4 separate regions of the Homo sapiens genome follow, and all the other regions are linked to region 1. The links are chromatin loops, found by intact Hi-C in ENCODE. Cell type or tissue: endothelial cell of umbilical vein. All regions are shown on one strand.

Region 1 (5,000 bases):
AAAGAAATTCTTTTAGTGGGGTTTTAAGAAGAAATAAAATTAGTTTGGTATAGTCAAAATGCCATATTGCTCTTACATCTATGGGAATAATCTTGTCATACACTTTTTATCCAAATACCTAAGTGCCTCGGGGAATGAATTCTCAGAGCTTACTGCTATTGCCCACTGTGTGTCACTATCTTCTTACCATTTGAAACCACAATTTCTGGAGTCTTTCTAGTATTAACTTACTGAGTTCCAATATGTCTAAAGATAATAAAAAATAATGACACAAACTACAAAATCATAACACAAGCAAAAGCTGACAGCAATGAGAAATTTTCTAGAAGATTCAGTCTCCTAAAATAAAAATGGTACTTTATCTTGACATGGTGACCGCTTTCTATATATACTGTATATTCTATATATTTTTCTATATACTACATGTATATATATTTACTATAGCAGGGGTTGGGAAATCTTTACTTTAAAGGACCAGATAGTAAATATTTTTATTTACTATTTTAAAGGGGCATGGCTATGATCCAGTGAAACTTTATTTACAAAAACACAGGTAGAAGTCTGGATTTGACCCATAGATTAGAGTTTGCTAATCCCTGCTCTGTGCTATATGTAGATAATATATGTATACAAATTCTGTACCATAAATATAGACTATATACCATATGTATATTTTTAAACAAAATGAAATAATGTATAATATTCTGAAACTCACATTTTCACTTAGCAGTATATTGAGTATATTGCCCCATGTCATGTCAATACATATAACTCTCCTTCATCGTTTTAATTGGCTAGAGCAACTTATTGGGAATCATAGTTTAGATACTATATTTTATTTAAATGTAGCTTCCATTAAAATCCTTAAATAAATATCTTTGTGCCTCTGATCACATATTTTTAAAGTCAAATTTATAAAAGAGGAACTACCTTTAAAAGATACACGTAGCTTTCAAAACTCAACAAATGCTGAAAAATTTCTCTCCAAGATGCTAATTTGAACTCTATAAGCAAAAATCGTTGGCTGAGCCTACATAGTTTAAATTCCTGGAGTTAAAAAGTTATGTAAATGAGTCATCACTGAAAGGCTCCAGAAGGAATCGGCGCCAGAAGACTGGATGGCTATACAAGTGACGCAGATGGTCCAAGAGGAAGCTAGGCTGGGACATCCTTGGTAGACACAACAGCTTCAGGCCCAAAGATGAGTAAAGGGGTGAGATGCTGATATCAAATATTCTAACAAGGATAACTGATATGAAACTGGTCCATGATAGGCTGTTTGTTCAGTTTGAAGAGACTGTGACAACAAGCAAGGCTCCCCACCAAGGCACACAAGGTGTATTATGGTCAAGCACGAGGAACTAAGGCCACAGTAAGAACAGGAGTGGTTGTCATTAGTTTGAGTTTGGAGTCAAAGGCAAGACAGAATGGACAGAGTGAGATCAGAGGCAGCAGTTGCGTTTTGCAGGTTTTCCCTGTCAGCCACACTGAGGGAAGGGCTGTCTTTGTGAAAGGATGTGGTCCTAGGAGAAGGGGATTGGGGACAAGAGTCTGGCTGCACTGGAGACAAAGGTCCAAAAAACCTCAGCCCAGGACTCACACGTTGGTCTCTCTCTGAGAGCTCAGGACACTATTAGTGGTAGCATATGAATCATCTGAGGCCCTGGGACCATCAATGTTGATTTGTTTGCCGGATACAGGTTCTCTATAATGTAGCATTTGACGAAGACCATGACTAATATCCTGATTTTCAGGAAGCAAAAAGGAGACATTAGCAGAATTTCTAGATGAAGGGGAATCATTTTCCTACTGTACTCATTATGTCACATCACATCGAAAATCCCACTTTCAGTCCCAAGAGCCATTTTTAGTGTAGAATTACTAAAGAGAGTTCTGCAAAAATATCATACACGGACTAAAGAAACTGGAAGGTTAGGAGGGAGAGATTTAAAGAAGGAAAATTAAGAGTAGAATAATATCTGCATTCAAACATTAGAAAAAAACACGGGGACAGTTTGTAGAAGTGACTAGAGAGTAGATTTTGACATCTACCCAAAACAGAACTTTCTGAAAATTAGAACTATCTAACAGAGGCACAGATATAATGCATTTCCTGTAACTGGATGTGATCAAAGATGAGAAACTCACCTTCCAGGCACCATTCCAGCCTTCCATATCCAGCAGACTTACTGGACACCAATTCTGTTCTCCATGGCAGCACTTCTAAAATTTAATATGAACTGAACCACCTGGGAATTATTAAAATACAGATTGATTCATGAGGTCTGGAGCAGGATCTGAGATTCTGCATGACTAGCAAGCTCTCAGGTGATGCCAATGCTGCTAGTCAATGGATCACACCTTGAATAGCAAGCTGCTGTGGCAGAGGCTCTCAGATGTGTCTCTGTGGAATCACCTGGGGTAGGGGACACTTTAGAAAAACTATCAATGTCTGGATCTCTCACTCTTAGAGAGTTTAATTCATATGATGTGTGGCCTGGGCATCAGAATTTTTCAAAGTTCTCTAAGTGATCTTAATATGCAACTAAGTTTAAATGCCCTTTGACCATTTATTTATTGAGACAGAGTCTTGCTCTGTTGCCCAGTCTGGAATGCAATGGCAGTCTCGGCTCACTGCAACCTCCACCTCCCGGGTTCACTCGATTCTCCTGCCTCAGCCTCCCCAGTAGCTGGGATTACTGGCATGCACCACCATGCCCTGCTAATTTTTGTATTTTTAGTAGAGACAGGGTTTCACCATGTTGGCCAGGCTGGTCTCGAACTCCTGACCTCAGGTGATCCATCCACTTTGGCCTCCCAAAGTGCTGGGATTACAGGCATGAGCCACTGCGTCCAGCCTCTTTGACCTTTTCAAATCACAAAAACACTAACTTAGAGATCACCTCTGCAAAGACCTTTAAGTCTTGAAATGTAATTATCTAGGCTTGGCAGGGCTCATCACTCATACATATTCACATTGGTTCAATATTTTGAAGGAAAACTTTATAATAATTATTAATTCTCATAACTAATGGGGCATTAGACCATATAATGCCTCAAGTTCCTTTCAGATTTAAGAAACCATTGCCCTGATACAAAATCTGGTAATGCATATATTTGACCACGAGGTGGTGATGAAGCAACAGAATACGATATCACAAACCCCTCAGAAAGTTAAGCAGCCCGTGACTTATGCCAACACTTAAGAGTGCCCCACTTGCAGACTATGTCTAATTCTCATCTTTGAGAGGTGATTGGTCACAGACTCTTTTAAGAATCTTATCAACGTTACAGACAAAGAAATACACGCACACAAACATGAATACAATTGTAAGCAGTTCACAGACCCTGAAATTACACTGGACAGCCAAGGCTGAAGAGACATTAACTCCCGTATAAATTATATGACGCCTCTCCCACTCCCACCTCCACGCTTCTCAGCAGCTGACCACATCTCCTGCTTCAGAGAGGAAATAGAATAAATAAGGCCCCAAATCTATCACTTTACCTAACCCACTGCCACCTTTCTTCCATCTACATGGGACAGATGTCATTTCTTTTTATCAAAAACTAAATCTTTCAGCAGTGCTCCTGATCCATTTCATCCTGGCCTCCACCAAGTTCATGGTCCCTCCACTTTAAGCCTTCTTATGCTAATTTAAAAGTAACTAATTTTTTCATTGTAAAAGTAGGATATGGTCTTTATTTTTAAACACACAGAATAGCAAAGGGCATCACATAAAAATAACCATAAATCTCCTAAATATTTATGTTTTTCTTCTATGTAGTTTCTGAGTTTATATATATTCTGGGCTTACAAAAATATAATCATGTTATGCAAACTGTTTTATGACATTAATACTTAATGTAACTTTAAAATATTTTCATCTTTATATTTCTTCACCTGCAGATGTGGTTCTAAACCAGAGATATTCATGTGAATCACCTATAAGAATTTTTCAAGCAAATACTTGCCTGGGTGCCAATGCCAAAGATTCTAATTCATCAGATCTGGCATGAGTCCTGGAAATCTGTATGTTTAGAAACTCCCACCTGTGATTTTGAGGTCTAATACTAGAAATATAATTTTAAATCAATTTTATTGTTATAAGTTACATATTATAAAATGCACATGTTCTAAGAAATTCAGTACAGTGAATTTGTACACATTTATATACCCATGTAACCACCAAAGTTACCAAGATATAAAACATTTCCATCACTCCCCAAAATTTTCTTGTTCCCCTTGCCAGTTAATCTCCTACCCCTCTCCCAGCCCCAGGTAATAACTGATCTATTCCCTATCACTGTAAATTAGATTTGTATTTTCTAGAGATTCATATAATTGTAATTAGACAATATGTACTCTTTTTTTTTTTTTTTTTTTGACGGAATCTCGCTCTGTCACCCATGCTGGAGTGCAGTGACACGATCTTGGCTCTCTGCAACCTCCACCTGCCGGGTTTAAGCAATTCTCGTGCCTCAGCCTCCCAAGTAGCTGGGACTATAGGTGCGCACCACCATGCTCAGCTAATTTTTATATTTTTAGTAGAGACGGAGTTTCACCATGTTGGCCAGACTGGTCTCAAACTCCTGACCTCTAGTGACCCGCCAGCCTTGGCCTCCCAAAGTGCTGGGAATACAGGCATGGGTCACCACGCCCAGTCACAACAATATGTACTCTTTTGTGTCTGGGTTTTTTTTTCGTTCAGCTAATGTTTTTCAGATATGACCATGTTGTTGTATGTATCAACAGATTGTTCCTTTTTATTGCTGAGAAGTATTACAAATAAAGCTGCTATGAAAATTCACATGCAAGTGTTTGTACAGATATAGACTTTGTTTCATTTCGCAAGGGTAAATACCTAAGAATAAAATACCTAGGTCATATGGTGACTATGTCCTTTACTGGCAATTTACTGACTGTGTAGCCTTGGAAGAGTAACTTTACCTCTCTGAATCTTAGCTGTGAAATAGGATTACCAACCCAGAATTTTAAG
Region 2 (5,000 bases), 810 kb after region 1:
CTGAAGGATTTAGGTCTGAGGTGGCTCTCAGGGGCTCTTTGGATGCATCTGGATTCAGCTTCCTGGCCATGCACACCCATGCCCACGCTTGTGTGTTTTGTCCCTGTTGGGGTTATCCACAGAGGGGTGTGCGGTGGTTCCCTACATTCCTAGTCCTCGGTTTGGGTATATGCTGTGAACATCCTGCCCCTGGGGGCAGCTGAGGAGAGTAATGAGCAGGAACTTTTATTGGGACAGAAGCCTGCAAGGAGAACCTTCCTTCTAGGAGGCCACTATCTACTTACCGCCTTCCCTCCCGGTTCATTTTCTGGACAATGATGCCACCTAGTGGGAAACGGTAAGAACTCACACAGCATTTCGACAACTATACATAGATCTTCAAATAAAAATTTCCCTACTTTGTATTAGGTTGGTGCAAAAGTAATTGTGGTTTTGCCATTAAAAGTATGGCCAAAACCACAATTACTTTTGCACCAACCTAATACTTAATTCTGTTACCCATTGAGTCCTGTTTGCTGGTTTCTCCCCAGGCCAAATACAGCACATGAGCAATCAGGATTTGCTAATACTATCACCAGTTTTTAAGACAGCTATAAATGATGTAAATAAATGTAAATTTAAAACTGATGCAGAGGCTGGGCGTGGTGGCTCACACCTGTAATCCCAGCACTTTGGGAGGCTGAGGCAGGGGGATCGCCTGATGTCAGGAGTTCAAAACCAGCCTGGCCAACATGGTGAAACCCCATCTCTACTAAAAATACAAAAAAATTAGCCGGACATGGTGGTGGGTGCCTGTAATCCCAGCTACTTGGGAGGTTGAGGCAGGAGAATCGCTTGAACCCAGGAGGCAGAGGTTGCAGTGAACCGAGATCACACCACTTGCACTCCAGCCTGGGTGACAGAGCAAGACTCTGTCTCAAAATAGAATAAAATTTTATTTTGAGCCACTGAGCCCGGCACAGTGGCTCACACCTGTAATCCCAGCATTTTAGGAGACCAAGGTGGATGGATTGCTTGAGCGCAGGAGTTCGAGAACAGCCTGGGCAACATGGTGAAACCGCGTCTCTACAAAATATTAGCGAGGTGTGGCAGTGCGCATCTGTAGTCCCAGCTACTTGGGAGGCTGAGGTGGGAGGATTGCTTGAGCCTGGGAGGTAGAGGCTGCAGTGAACCGAGATTGCACCACTGCACTCCAGCCTGGGCAACAGAGCGAGACCTTGTCTCAAACACACACACACACACACACACACACACACACACACACACACACTGATGCCCAGAAAGGCTTAATGAAAGGAGATATGCCAAAATGACCATAGCGACAGGGTTAGGATGGTGCAGTTATGTTGTCTAAATGCTTTGTGATACAATTATGATATAGTTTGCATTTCTTTCTTAGAAAGTTTGTGTTATTCATAGTATATTTTTTTAAGTAGTAGATCATGGTGAAAGTAAAGTTGGAAAATATGGAAAGAGAGACAATAAAGACAAAGTTACCCATAGTTTCACCACTCAAATATAACTTGTTTACATTTTTGGTGTGCTTCTATTTAGCCTTTTTTTAAATTACAGAGTTTATGTATTTTTTAATTGTGATTATGTATTTTCACGCTGGTAATAATTCTATTGGATTTATTTTACTAAAAGTCACCCTTTAGACAAAGCTGTTTCCAGAAACTATCATTAAGATGCATTGGCTTCCTGGAAATCTGATCTTACAATAATTTTTAATATTTTTGTGTTGTATGTTCATGTATATGGAGATATCTTCAAAAACGAGTAATTGGACAGGTGAAAACAGTAAGAAGACAGTACTTTTTAAATTCATGATGCAACATCCAGTGAGCCCACCAGCCACCAGCAGGGCCCAGCTGTGTGCTGGCGCCACCTGGTGGTCATGGTTATAAACGGTTTAATTCTCCGCCTCTCCTCTCTGCTTGGCACACTGAAAAGGAACAAGGCTGTGGTGAGCTCAAGGATACCCAGGAAATCTATGGATTGGAGTTTGCATTATGAGTACCAAATAGGCACCACATGAAAGGAAAGAAAGGTCTCATGGAATCTACGAAATGAAAAATTCAAAGAGGAATATAGCCATTTGGAGTTGTAGCCCTTGGGTTACCTCCAAATCATCTTTTTTACAAATCTCTTTTTTTTTTTTTTGAAATGGAATCTTGCTCTGTCACCCAGGCTGGAGTGCAGTGGCACGATCTCGGCTCACTGCAGCCTCTGCCTCCTGGGTTCCAGCAATTCTCCTGCCTCAGCCTCCTGGGTAGCTGGGACTATAGGCACACGCCACCATGCCCGGCTAATTTTTGTATTTTTAGTAGAGACAGGGTTTCACCATGTCGGCCAGGCTAGTCTCGAACTCCTGACTTCAGGTGTTCTGCCCGCCTTGGCCTCCCAAAATGCTGGGATTACAGGCATGAGTCATCGTGCCCGGCCACAAATCTCTTTTAAAAAGAAATCTCTTCTCCACTTGTAACTCACTTATCTTATTATCAAAAAACATAATTTCTGTCCTTTCTCTGTGACAGATAAGTTTTACGTTTTGAGAAGGTTCTGGGAGAGACAGGTTGTACAAGAGAAAACATTCTTGTTTATTAGAGCCATAAACAGCTGATATGAATCCCAGCTCTGCCACTTACTAACCGTGTCCCAGGCTAAGTCATGTAATCTTTCTGGGCTGTTCCCTCATCTCTGGAATGGGGGTAATCACAGCTTCTTTTCTAGGTTATAAGGAGTAGAAATTATGCCTGGTGCTGTGTTTGTAATGCAGGGTTCAGTGACCTGTAGATGTTTTTAAAATAAAAAGCCTTATGGATAAGTCAGATTAGGTTTAAACAATTAAAAAGTTAATTCTGTTTACCAATTGTAGAACGCACAGGTTTTTCCCATGTTAACATCTCTGAAGATGTGTCTGTGGCGTGCCAGCGTTTTTCTCAATAGCTTTATAAAATAATGGTGCTCCTTCCATTTGGTGGTGTTTTACACAGAATGTGGTAGTGAGGTCAGCAGAGTAAAGTGTTACAGAGAGAAGTGTTTCAAGTGCTTTAGGGTTGTGTCTGTAAAGCCTGAATATGAGACTTGGTAGTATGAGGTCTAATGGGGGCAACTCTCCCCCTGCCCTGTTCCCAGTCCCAGACTTGAACCTGAGAGCAACTGTTTCTATGAAGTTTATTTGAAAAATGTGTGTTAAACCTTTTCAGGGCCGGGCGCAGTGGTTCACACCTGTAATCCCAGCACCTTGGGAGGCCGAGGCGGGTGGATCACCTGAGGTCAGGAGTTCAAGACCAGCCTGGCCCACATGGTGAAACCCTATCTGTACTAAAAATACAAAAAAATTAGCCAGGCGTGATGGCAGACGCCTGTAATCCCAGCTACTCCAGAGGCTGAGACAGGAGAATTGCTGGAATCCGGGAGGCAGAGGCTGCAGTGAGCCGAGATCATGCTACTGCACTCCAGCCTGGGTGACAGAGCAAGACTCCATCTCAAAAAACAAAACAAAACAAAAAAAAAACCTTTTTAGATTCAATGAGATGACACAGCGCAGATCATCCCTCAGCAGCCTGTAGTGTTTGAGATGACACAGCGCAGATCATTCCCCAGAAGCCTGTACTGTTTCCCACACACAGTGCACGTGAGGGGAGCGATGGAGGGTGGGTGTGATCCCTTCTCAAGTCCTGCTGCTCTGCTGTGTCCACTGCTGTCATCTCTCAGGGACTGTTTTGAGGACTGAATGGGATGTTGCCTGGAAAATACCTGGCACTTACTTGATTCCATAAATAACAGCTGGTCATACTCTCCATCTCCTTGGCAACCATTCCTGGTCTTTTTTGTCTCTTTCAGTCTAATAAAGTTCCTGTCGTTCAGCACCCGCATCACATGCATCCGCTGACTCCCCTCATCACCTACAGCAATGACCACTTCTCCCCCGGCTCCCCTCCCACCCACCTCTCCCCAGAGATCGATCCAAAGACAGGTAAGTCGTCTGCCACTCAGGCAGTGCTGCTGCAGGGCAGGCGGGCTTCTCTTTTGTGGGAACATAACAGCCCTTGAATCAGGCTGACCTGGGTTCAAATCATGGCTCTTTGTCTCAGGAGTCTTTGGACCTTGTCTGCTAACTTTAGCCTTGTCATTTTTTTTTTCATCTGTGCCTCCCCTGTACCTTCTCCACCATAGGGTCACGATAAGGCCCACAGGAATTAAATGCAGTAAAGCACAGGGCCTGGCTCCATAGGCAGTGTGTGGGGTGGCTCTGCCCAAGTCTAGCCCAGCTGTGGGCCGTGCTTCCCTACACCAAGACATGTTTGCCCTAAACTGAACATTTTTAAATAGATTCATCAGTCTAAGCAGACACAGAAGTGCAACCGTAAAGCAGTGAGGCCAAACTGGCTTTTATTTATTTATTTATTTAAGACAGTCTTGCTGTGTCGCCCAAGCTGGAGTGCAGTAGTGTGATCTCAGCTCACTGCAGCCTTGACCTCCCGGGCTCAAGCAGTCCTCCTCCCTCAGCCTCCCGAGTTGCTGGGACCACAGGCGCATGCCACCATGCCCTTGCCCAGCTAATTTTTGTATTTTTAGTAGAGATGGGTTTCTGCCATGTTGCCCAGGCTGGTCTCAAACTCCTGGACTCAAGCAGTCAACTCACCTAAGTGCCGGGATTACCGGTGTGCCACCATGCCCAACCTGAACTGGCTTTTTTTTCTTTTTTTTTTTTTTAACTTGCCCACCAGACCTGTCCATTCCAGGGAGCCACTGTCTTTATAGCATTCACACAGAGTTGCCAGGGGAAGGCAAAGCATTTTTGGAGCCCCTCTTTGGAGAAATAACAGTCACTACAAGTTACAGATAATGAGGAAGACACATGTGGAGGAGGAATCCAAAGTTTATTTCTCCATGAATGAGGCGGGCTTTCTAGAGACTTGGTTCACCAGTGACTCTTGTCATTGGTCTTGTGGGTCCTGTCCCTCTCTTCCAGGACGCTGGCTTCTGTATCA
Region 3 (5,000 bases), 370 kb after region 1:
CCAGCCATTCAGGTACAACGTTGGTTTGATTTTCTGCTCTGCTCAAAAAAATCAGAAACTAAAGGGATGTCCAACATGAAAAAAATAACTGCAAAAGACACTCCCGAGAGAGCTAAGAACCCACCCAGACTTCTAATTTGTGAAGACACGGTCCACGTACAACATCTGTATTGACGCCTATGTGAAAGCCGGGACATGGTTTATCCAAGGAATAGACGTGTCAGACTCCCAGGGTACCGACAGTAACTGCAGCACTTCAGCCCAACCATGCCTAAGAACAGGAAATAATACATAGCAGTGTTGGGAAATTATGTAAAAAAGCAAAAGACTGAGATAAAAGCAAATTGCTCCCAAAAGGTTAGACTTCATGTGAATCTTTTTTTTTTTTTTTTTTTTTTTGAGACGGAGTCTCGCTCTGTCGCCCAGGCTGGAGTGCAGTGGCGCAATCTCGGCTCACTGCAAGCTCCGCCTCCTGGGTTCACACCATTCTCCTGCCTCAGCCTCCCAAGTAGCTGGGACTACAGGCGCCAGCCATCACGCCCGGCTAATTTTTTGTATTTTTAGTAGACACGGGGTTTCACCATGGTCTCGATTTCCTGACCTCGTGATCCGCCCGCCTCGGCCTCCCAAAGTGCTGGGATTACAGGTGTGAGCCACCGCGCCTGGCCCCATGTGAATCTTAAGATGCCAGTCTATATCTACATAGCTCTTAGAAAGGCTCTATTCAAATTTTCTTTTTTTTTTTTTTTTTTTTTTTTGTCTTTTTGAGACAGAGTCTCGCTCTGATGCCCAGGCTGGAGTGCAGTGGCGCAATCTCGGCTCACTGCAACCTCTGCCCTCCGAGTTCAAGTGATTATCCTGCCTCAGCCTCCTGAGTAGCTGGGACAACAGGCGCCCGCCACCACACCTGGCTAATTTTTTGTATTTTTAGTAGAGACGGGGTTTCACCGTGTTAGCCAGGATGGTCTCGATCTCCTGACGAGAAAGGGAAGAGTTCTCTTTCAGAAAGTTCACATATTTTTCCTAGGCCTTTATTTTAAACCAAGACTATCGAGGAAAAATAGAATGTCAGGATCTCCATCTTCAACCAACTTCCAAATCGATCATGGAAAATGTGGAAAAGTCATCTATGAGCATCATAGTCAATTTTTTTTTTTTAATGAGATCTCCTGCTTTTTTTGGAATTTATGATGGGGAAGCCAGAATCCCTCAGCCAATTACTCCTCTAAGTCTGGCAGTTGGCAGCATTCAGTGTAGGTGCACCTGACAGCAATAACTTCAGAAGAAGAATGTGTGTTCAGAATTCCGAGCTAAGGAATCCAGAGATTCATTCCTTGTCTATAAGGAACATGTGAACCCCTGGCCCATCCTGTGGAACATGGACCACACAAGGGATTGAGGCCCTTTGCTTTGAGTTAAATGAGGATTGCCATGTAGGAGCAGGTGCTAAGTGAAGGTGATTTATCAACTGCAGGCTTTTTGCAAGCGATTGGGATTCTCCTGTCCAGCCCACTGCCACTGGATCACCCTGTAAGTCAGTCCTCTCAATAAACCCTGTGTCTCATTTGCTGGCTCTGGGTCTCTTCTTCCGCCTTTTGAACCTAGTGCCATCCCCACTGAAGTCAATAGGGGTCCCGCATGACACTCAGAGGCAGAGTTGGATTAGAAACAGGAGATCTGAGAACCTAGGCCTGTCCTGCACTAACTCTTGCTGTGACCCCAGGCCAGCCCACCCTCTGCTTCCAGATGGGCCTCTCTCGGGTTAGTCCAGCAGGAAACCATCCCCAGTGACCTCTGCTGGCTGACCCCCCACAATCTTGCCTTGGCCTCTAGGAACAGAGACCTCCTAGCCCCAGGGGTTGTTCTTAAGACCCATGGCACTGATGTGAGAATATGCAGAAACCTGCAAAGTACAAAACAAGGCACCACATGGTATCCCCGGGATCCTCTCCTTAGGCCTGGCAGGCCACCCCATCCTCAAAGAATCTGACCCCTTCCTCCACAGGAGTCTTCCTCAGGCCATCTAGCACCTCCCCAGCTCCCACTCCTCCAGCATCCACCTAGCCCTTAATAACCACAGGCTGAGAGAGGTGGCATCCTTCTAGGAATTTCCCCTTCCTCCTCAGTCAGACCACAGGGCTCCTGGGGAGTGGGCTGCCTCAACCACTCCACTCTGCCCTGGACCTTTCCAGAGAATCATCCTGGAGCCATCTGTTTCTTCTATTAGGTGACCGACCAAACTAAAGACAACTTGCTCCCCATCTTCTCCAACACCCCAAAACTATAGCTCAAGAATTGCAGTTTCATACAATCTGGAAGTATGTCCACTGAGCCCAAACCACTATTGAATGTTGCATTGTGGGGAAAAAAAAAGAGAAAGTGAGTTGTTAGGGTCCTGAAGAACAAGAACTGGCAGTGACCATCCTCCTGGAAAGTACAAAAGAATGACAGCCAAAAAGGCAAATATGAAATATGTTAGTGCCATCTATTGGCAAGAGTAAACAATAACAAAGAAGTGATGCTTTGCACAGTAGCAATTCAAATAAGAGCACCTCAGCGTCAACTCTGGGGTTTGCAAAAGGAGTTTTACATCCAACTAACTGCCTCTTAGGATGTTGAAAGCCCAAAGATGCAGGCTTTGCATGTGGAAAGCAGAGGGAAACTCCAGAACTGTTGGCTACATTCATGTTCACTTAGGGATATGACAAGAAAGAGCCCAAGCCAAGATGTGACTGGGTCCCAAAGGACAGATTCCATGCTGAGGAGACCGGAGCTTTCCCAGATTCCTGCCCCACCCCACCACGACGTCCGATCACTTGGTGGGGAAGTGGACAGGAGAGTCCTATGCTTAGATGGGCAGAGCAGGCATTGCAATTCCCTATGCCCGGAGCCTGTCCATAGATGCCTGGTGATGTGTGAACATGGAGATGGGATTTAGCAAGACCATTTCTCTAGGGGAACCTACCTGTGCAGACAGAGAAGAAGTGAGACACCACCCTGCTGAGCCCACTCCGCTGAGCCTCCAGGTCCAAGCTATGTGCTTCCTTCACATAGGGAATGCCAATGCAGCTGGCAGTACCAAGCAGGCATGAACTTCAGGTGAAGGAGAACAGGAGTCATAACTTGATTCGATACCGAGGGGCAAGGATGATGTCTGCCCTGAGATGACAAGATCAAATCCAGGCATCCGTGTCAGGGTCCTAACCTGTTGCCAGACTTCAGTTAGATTCAGGGACTACACCCCACAAACCAAGAGCCACAAGGCCTACAGGGGCCAGGCAGATGAGTTAAAAGAAGTCAAGATGTCTAGGTGAAAGGTAACAGGGAGGAGTGGGGACTGCGGCCAAACTGGAAAGACAATATTGGCCACATCTAAAGGGGGCGGCCAGTGCTCAGTCCAGCCAACTGCTGCTATGTGGGAGCATGGCCCAAGAGAATCCAGGCTGTTCTCCATATGGTATTTCTCAATTTTTAAATATTGTCAACTTAGTCATTAAAAAAGAAAAAAAATCATGCTAACCACATAAAACAGAACTGCAAGTCGGATTCAGCCCATATGCCTCTTATTTGCAACCTCTGCTAGCCCTTCTGTTTTATGCTTCTGTCCTCTTTTCCTTTAACTTCTTTGAAAAAAAATCTTTGTCTATAGGAAACCAAGAAGAAAAACAATTTCCCTTTGCAAAATCAATGATACCACTCATCTTGAGAAGTTTGAGAGTTAAATATAAAATTATCAGTGAGGACTGTCTCATGGTAGGCACTGTATGTTCACTCCCTTCTGCTTATATCTTATTTATGAAGTGCTTTCCAATTTCCTGCTTTTTTTTTTTTTTTTGCTTCTGACAACAGGATGGTAGGGCAAGTATTATTATCCCCATTGGAAAGATGAGAAAACTAAAGTTTAGAGAAGTTAAGTGATGGTTGAAAGTCATACACTGAGGCCAGGTGTGGCGGCTCACGCCTGTAATCGCAGCACTTTGGGAGACTGAGGCAGGAAGATCGCTTGAGGCCAGAAGTTCAAGACTAGCCTGGCCAACATGGTGAAACTCCATCTCTACTAAAAATATAAAAATTAGCCAGGCGTGGTGGCGGGTGCCTGTAATCCCAGACAGGAGGATGACTTCAACCTGGGAGGCAGAGGCTGCAGTGAGCTGAGATCGTGCCATTACACTTCAGCCTGGGCAACAGAGTGAGACTCTGTCTCAAAAAAAAAAAGTCATTGGGCTGTATACTCAGGTTGTGAGTATTTTACTGTTTATCTCTAGAAATGAAACATGGGGAAGTTACATGAAAAAAAGACTTTTAAGAACAAGTCGTTTTCCTCCTGAATTTAAACAACTCTACCTTGCTAGCTTAACCTCAAGGTCTTATAAGAAATTTAGTTTATACATCTTAAACACCTACACAAACCCTAAGAATGTGTTATAAAATCAACATGACACTGTAGTCTATAATTATAGTGCTCTAAAATATCTCTGAAATATGTTATCTTAAGAGACAGTGTTGCTGGCTAGCCATATGTAGAAAGCTGAAACTGGATCCCTTACTTACACCTTATACAAAAATTAATTCAAGATGGATTAAAGACTTAAATGTTAGACCTAAAACCATAAAAACCCTACAAGCAAACCTAGGCAATACCATTCAGGACATAGGCATGGGCAAGGACTTCATGACTAAAACACCAAAAGCAATGGCAACAAAAGCCAAAATTGACAAATGGGATCTAATTAAACTAAAGAGCTTCTGCACAGCAAAAGAAACTACCATCAGAGTGAACAGGCAGCCTACAGAATGGGAGAAAATTTTTGCAATCTACTTATCTGACAAAGGGCTAATATCCAGAATCTACAAAGAACTCAAACAAATTTACAAGAAAAAAACAAACAACCCCATCACAAAGTGGGCAAAGGATATGAACAGACACTTCTCAAAGAAGACATTTTGGCAGCCAACAGACACATGAACAAATGCTCATCATCACTGGCCATCAGAGAAAT
Region 4 (5,000 bases), 140 kb after region 1:
CCTGACAACTTCATAAGAGAGAGGAGAGATTTGGGCAGGAGGAGGTTACACTACAGATCCTTGGTCAGATGCACTACCTTTCCCAAGACCTAGTTCCTGCTTCTCCAGGAACTCTTTTGCCCTAAAGTTTTCCTCAGGATTTGGTCTACTTTGAAGCTCTTCCTTTCTACAAAAAGCAAATGAAATATTCAAGCACTGGGTTGAGACTTTGTGTTTAGACTCAGCAGAAGGCATATTATCTGATTTACCTTCCCAGCATTCCTCTGTGATAGGTGTTGTCATCACTGCACAGATGGGAGTGAGATTTGGAGCAGTGAAGTAACTCGCCAGCAGTCACCACTAGAAAATGTCAGAGAAAGAATTTGAACACGTCCTTTGATTCAAGTCAAATGTTCTCTCCCATTTTAAAAAAAAATACATATTATATGCAAATTTAGAAACATAAAAAGATATGAAGAATAAAATAATGAATATCTACTTAGCCACCTCCCAGCTAAGAGATAAAATGTTACCAGCGCACTTGAAATCCTCTGTCTCTCTTCACCAGGGGTAACTTCTATTCTGAATTTGGGGGTTATTATTCACATGTGTGCATATGTGTGTGTGTGGTCCTAAATTTAAAACGTAGTATCATTCTGTGTGCTACATTCTACATTTTGGTTTTTCCACTGAGCACTTTGTCTATGAGATTCATCCAGGCTAATACTATAGCTCTATTTTTTTAATTCGTTTTCACTGCTCTGTTTTTATGATTTTTTTCATCCATTCTCTTTCTGATAGGTATTTGGGTTGTTTCTAATATAGTATTTGCTACTGTAAGCAATGCTGCAATAAGCATTATTACACAGATCTCCAGGTGAATGGGTGCCTGGTTTATTTGGCTTGGAATATAGGAGTTGGTCTCAAGGTACATATACGTATCATATTGACTCAATAAGGACAAATGCTTCTTCCGTGATTGTGGTAATTTATACTCCCCCTGCAAATGTATAAGAGCTGCCTATGCTCCACATCCTTGCCCATGCTGTCAGGTTCCATAACTGTTGTCAGTCTGAGGAGTATGAAATGGTATCCCATTGTATTCTCCTGGTTACTAATGAGGTTGAATGTCTTTTCAAATGTTTATACTGTAGGATTTCTCATCTGTGAAATACCTATTTACATCTTTTCTCCATGTTCTCTTGGCTTGCTTATGCTTTTTTAAATTGATTAATAGTGTTTTTAATATGTTATTGATACTGATTTCTTCTCTCAGTTAGGTATTATCTCTTAGTTCTGTCCTCTAAAAAGGGACATTGACAGCCTAAAAATAGTGATCACCTCTAGTACCCAGACTGTGGTCTTAAGTACCTTTTCCTACTGAAAGTAACCAGAGCTGGTTCTAGGTCTGGGGCAGGAAATGCATAAAATGAGCCTGCAACATCCTGTCCTATCTGAAATAGCCACAACAAAATACCAAAAATTGATGTGACCATATCAATAATCAGAATGTTACTAAAGAGGATCTCATTGACCAAAGATGGGACAATGCAAGAATGATAATAATAACTGGAATGGATCAAAACACATAAAACATTTTTAAATTCATGAATATACAATGATTAACCAAAAAATGTAAAACAAAAAACTCATTGATTACCTTAGAGGTTTCCAGGGAAACAACTTATTTGAAAAATTGATAAAGAAAAAGAATTAAGTATTTATCCTGCCTTTTCTGTGGACTGTTTTTTGGGGTAATAAAAAAGTTGATGAGGAAAAATTTTTATAGAATAATCACAACTAATAAATGCAGAAGGGATGATAACATTAGAAATTACTATTTTGCAACCTTCAAAAAACAATATATCTAGCAATGGCCATCATTGCTAAAACCACTAAAGACTAATTGGAAAATTTATAATGGACGAATCAGACTAGTAATCCATCGATCACAACTTTGACAATCAAAAAATACATATCTCCTGTTATGATATACAAGCTATGAATTATTCCTGTTCAAAAAAAAATTAAACTTCAACCTAATGAATCTAATGGAGTCTCTAGATTTAAATACCAGTTTTCAAGAAGTACAGGTGTATGAGATAAAGGACCATGTTAACACCACAAGAATACAATCAGCTAAATATGGAATCAGGGGAATTCTATAGGGAAAATAACTTACAGACCTTCAAAAATAAATTGCATAAAAGAGAGAGGATTCAGGGAACTGCTATAAATTTAAAGAGATTTAAGAGACACAGTAACCAAATGCAATGTTTGTACCTTGCTTGTATCTTTGTCGGAACAAACCAATTGTAAAAGGATAATATCAGTACCATTGAGGACAATTGAACAAGATATTAAGTAATGGGTTTTTCTTTGGGTAGGTTAGCAGTATTGATTTGGGTAATTTGGGGTTCTTATGTGTTACAGAGTTTATTGTGAAACAATATGATGTCTAGGGTTTGCTTTAAAATAACAACAAAAAATGTTGGAGAGTATTTTGAAAATAGAATGTTGGTAATTTTAAGCTGGGTGGCATATACCTTCTTTCACCTCTTGTGTATGTTTGAAATTTTTCAAAATAAAAAGTTTTTTTAAAGTAGAAATCATCACAAAATAAAATGATAGAAATAACACCAAAACTTATTTCTAATGGTCAATTAATTGCTACACAATTCGTCTCTGAAAAACAAAACAAAACAAAACAAAATAGCCCCTGACTGCTCTCCGCTGAGAGCCGACCTGACTCAGACTATTTGCTTCTCCGGTTGAACACAAACAATTTCACAGACCACCAACTACAGACCAGGTCACGATGCATCCATTATGGAATGAGATGCCATAATCGTGTCTGAAAACACACAAGAATGCTGTCCAAACCACAAAAAATAATCTAATATCCCCCTCTCCAGGCTAAGCTGTGTAACTGCTTCACCTTTACCAATGACAGCCTCAGCCTCCTGTATAATGTTATTATTATATCCATCATAAACTTGCCCCTGCTTCCTACCAGCACCTAATCCACAGTGTTGTGGATTGAATTGTGTCCCCTCAAAATATGTTCAAGTCCTCATGCCTAATATCTGTGAATGTTACCTAATTTGGGCCTTTACATTTATAAAGACTCAGATGTTTAAAATGAGGCCATACTGGAATTCTACAGGCCCTAATCCAATAACTAACTAGTGCCTTTGTAAGAAGAGAAAAATGTAGATATAGATACACAGAGAGAAGGCAGCCAAGTGAAGATACACAGGAGGTGGAGATCAGAGTGATGCAGTACAAGAAGCCAAGGAATCCCAAGGGTTGCCGGCAACCACTAGAAGCTACCAAGAGGCAAGAAAGAATCCTACCCCCAAGAGCCTTCAGAATGAGCATGGCTTTGTTGATACCTTTATTTCAGACTTCTAGCCTCTAGAACTGTGAGAGAATAATTTTCTGCTGCTTTAAGCCCTTCAGTTTATGGCAATTTGTTATAGTAGCTCTTAAAAACTAATAGAGCAAAACCCTTCTTCACTGACCCTTCCCCAGAATTTTCTAACATAAGCCCAAATCCTATGACAAGTCCTCCTAATATCCTTTTACCAAGAGAAACCTTGGTTCCCCACAGAGTGTGGTCTCCCTTGTTGGAACAAGTGGTAAACCCAATTGCGTCTGACTACAGGTATGTCCTGGTTATCTTTGGCCTGTAGGCATTGACCCTGTCCTTCACTTTTGTTGAAAACAAAGAATTGGAGATCACCTGACTTGAAAAAGTATTTGTTAACCAGTCAGTCATTGCAAGCATTCCTGCGTTCATGATCAATATTTGGAACTGCTCCTTTGTTTGGCACCCTGGAGGTTTTTGCATCCTGGGGCAATGCACCACAGTAAGATCTGGTTTGGATAAGAGCAAGGCTGCCAGTATCATCTGCTGAGCCTCTACACCTGTGGCACGCGTTCACCAAGTCACCAGCCGTGTCAGGGCTGGATTTCAAACCCCCCACTCTCCTCCTCAGCCAGGCACAAACTGCAGAGCCAGGAGTGGCAGAGAAAGAGGGTCATTTTTGAAGAGCAAACGGAAATGAAGAACCACCATGACCACAGACATGTTCTCAAAGAGAAAAATATTAGCAAAGAGTCTGTGTCACAGATCAAGATCTGGAATTTTCTTTGTTACTTCCTTTAAAACTGTTCAAAAGTATCCCTTGGGAAGTCTCCACGTATGCCAGGACTTACATGTATGCTAAGTATGAAGACCATTCCTCTACAATATGGAAGCATTCTGCAGCTTTGTTGTACAGAACACCAACTTAGTCTTTAGTCCTGTCCATGCTATCATTCCATGCATTCATTCAACTTCTCTTACCTTGTCTATATTATTACTAATTTCCAGGGACTGTTTCTTATCTCTGACTAATCCCTTTTTTTAGAGTATCTTGTTTTATTTTAGGAATGTGTTTCCCTCCCAGATCTCTCTGAGGATTCCATTTCAATTTTGTAAAATTACTTTCTGTTCCCTAAATTATCTCCACTTTCTCCAAAGTTGCCCGTTAGTTTATTCTTCTCATTCTTTCTCTTTCTTGAATCTTCACCTATTGGTTCATAAGTATAGATGAAGGACTAATTTAATTAGTGTAAACAGCTTGTTTCCCCCAAATGCCCCTTCCTTGAATGAAAGAACTACCAAGAGCTCTGTGGAAGTATAGAATGTGTGGCCAGCAGGCTTCTTCATAGAATGTATGCACACGGAGCAGCCAGTAAGTGAGAAAGCCCACATCGAATGCCAAATAATAAGGATTTTCCTTCTAAAGTAGTACATTTCAGTGGGTTTCACTTTCTTTTATTATTTTTGAATCTCGGCGACTGAAGTGGAAGTCTGGAACCATCTTTCTCTCCTTGTCTCTGCTTTCCTTATCTCCCAAGCCTAATATCGTCTCCCAGTATCTCCTAATATTAATATCTCCCCAAGGCAGATCTCCCCCTTTGCTTATGAGGCAGTCCTTCATTTTAGCCTGGTGGGGATCTCAGCACTAAAA

The links. Hi-C counts contacts between places; a loop is a spot of excess contacts. Peaks named below come from ENCODE experiments on the same cell type or tissue, not always from the same donor. Only the 100,000 strongest peaks of a DNase experiment are listed, where the experiment ranks them.
Region 2: a loop joins it to region 1, with 7 times the contacts of the local background. A loop is called at or near these places in 25 of 110 quality-filtered maps.
Region 3: a loop joins it to region 1, with 6 times the contacts of the local background. A loop is called at or near these places in 55 of 110 quality-filtered maps.
Region 4: it touches region 1 in a loop (14-fold over the local background); 73 of 110 quality-filtered maps call a loop at or near these places.

Annotation. Positions count from the first base shown.
Region 1 is chr2:84,492,604-84,497,603 of GRCh38, forward strand. It overlaps a transcript of DNAH6 not described here. Among named protein-coding and RNA genes, the nearest start is that of DNAH6, 21 kb to the right of the region's middle. In endothelial cell of umbilical vein, a CTCF peak has its summit at 3,116 (motif pointing right); DNase peaks (open chromatin) are centred at 1,098, 1,698 and 3,138; H3K27ac peaks cover 2,491 bases.
Region 2 is chr2:85,298,635-85,303,634 of GRCh38, forward strand. It overlaps TCF7L1 (transcription factor 7 like 1), which reads left to right. Exons shown (of 12, transcript NM_031283.3): 5 at 3,850-3,982. Among named protein-coding and RNA genes, the nearest start is that of TGOLN2, 27 kb to the right of the region's middle. In endothelial cell of umbilical vein, CTCF peaks have their summits at 323 (motif pointing left) and 1,896 (motif pointing left); DNase peaks (open chromatin) are centred at 307 and 1,887.
Region 3 is chr2:84,862,864-84,867,863 of GRCh38, forward strand. The region is part of intron 2 of TRABD2A (TraB domain containing 2A); the gene reads right to left. Among named protein-coding and RNA genes, the nearest start is that of TRABD2A, 16 kb to the right of the region's middle. In endothelial cell of umbilical vein, a CTCF peak has its summit at 2,521 (motif pointing left); no DNase peak of the experiment used is centred here.
Region 4 is chr2:84,628,390-84,633,389 of GRCh38, forward strand. The region is part of intron 29 of DNAH6 (dynein axonemal heavy chain 6); the gene reads left to right. Among named protein-coding and RNA genes, the nearest start is that of DNAH6, 110 kb to the left of the region's middle. In endothelial cell of umbilical vein, a CTCF peak has its summit at 2,896; no DNase peak of the experiment used is centred here; H3K27me3 peaks cover 403 bases.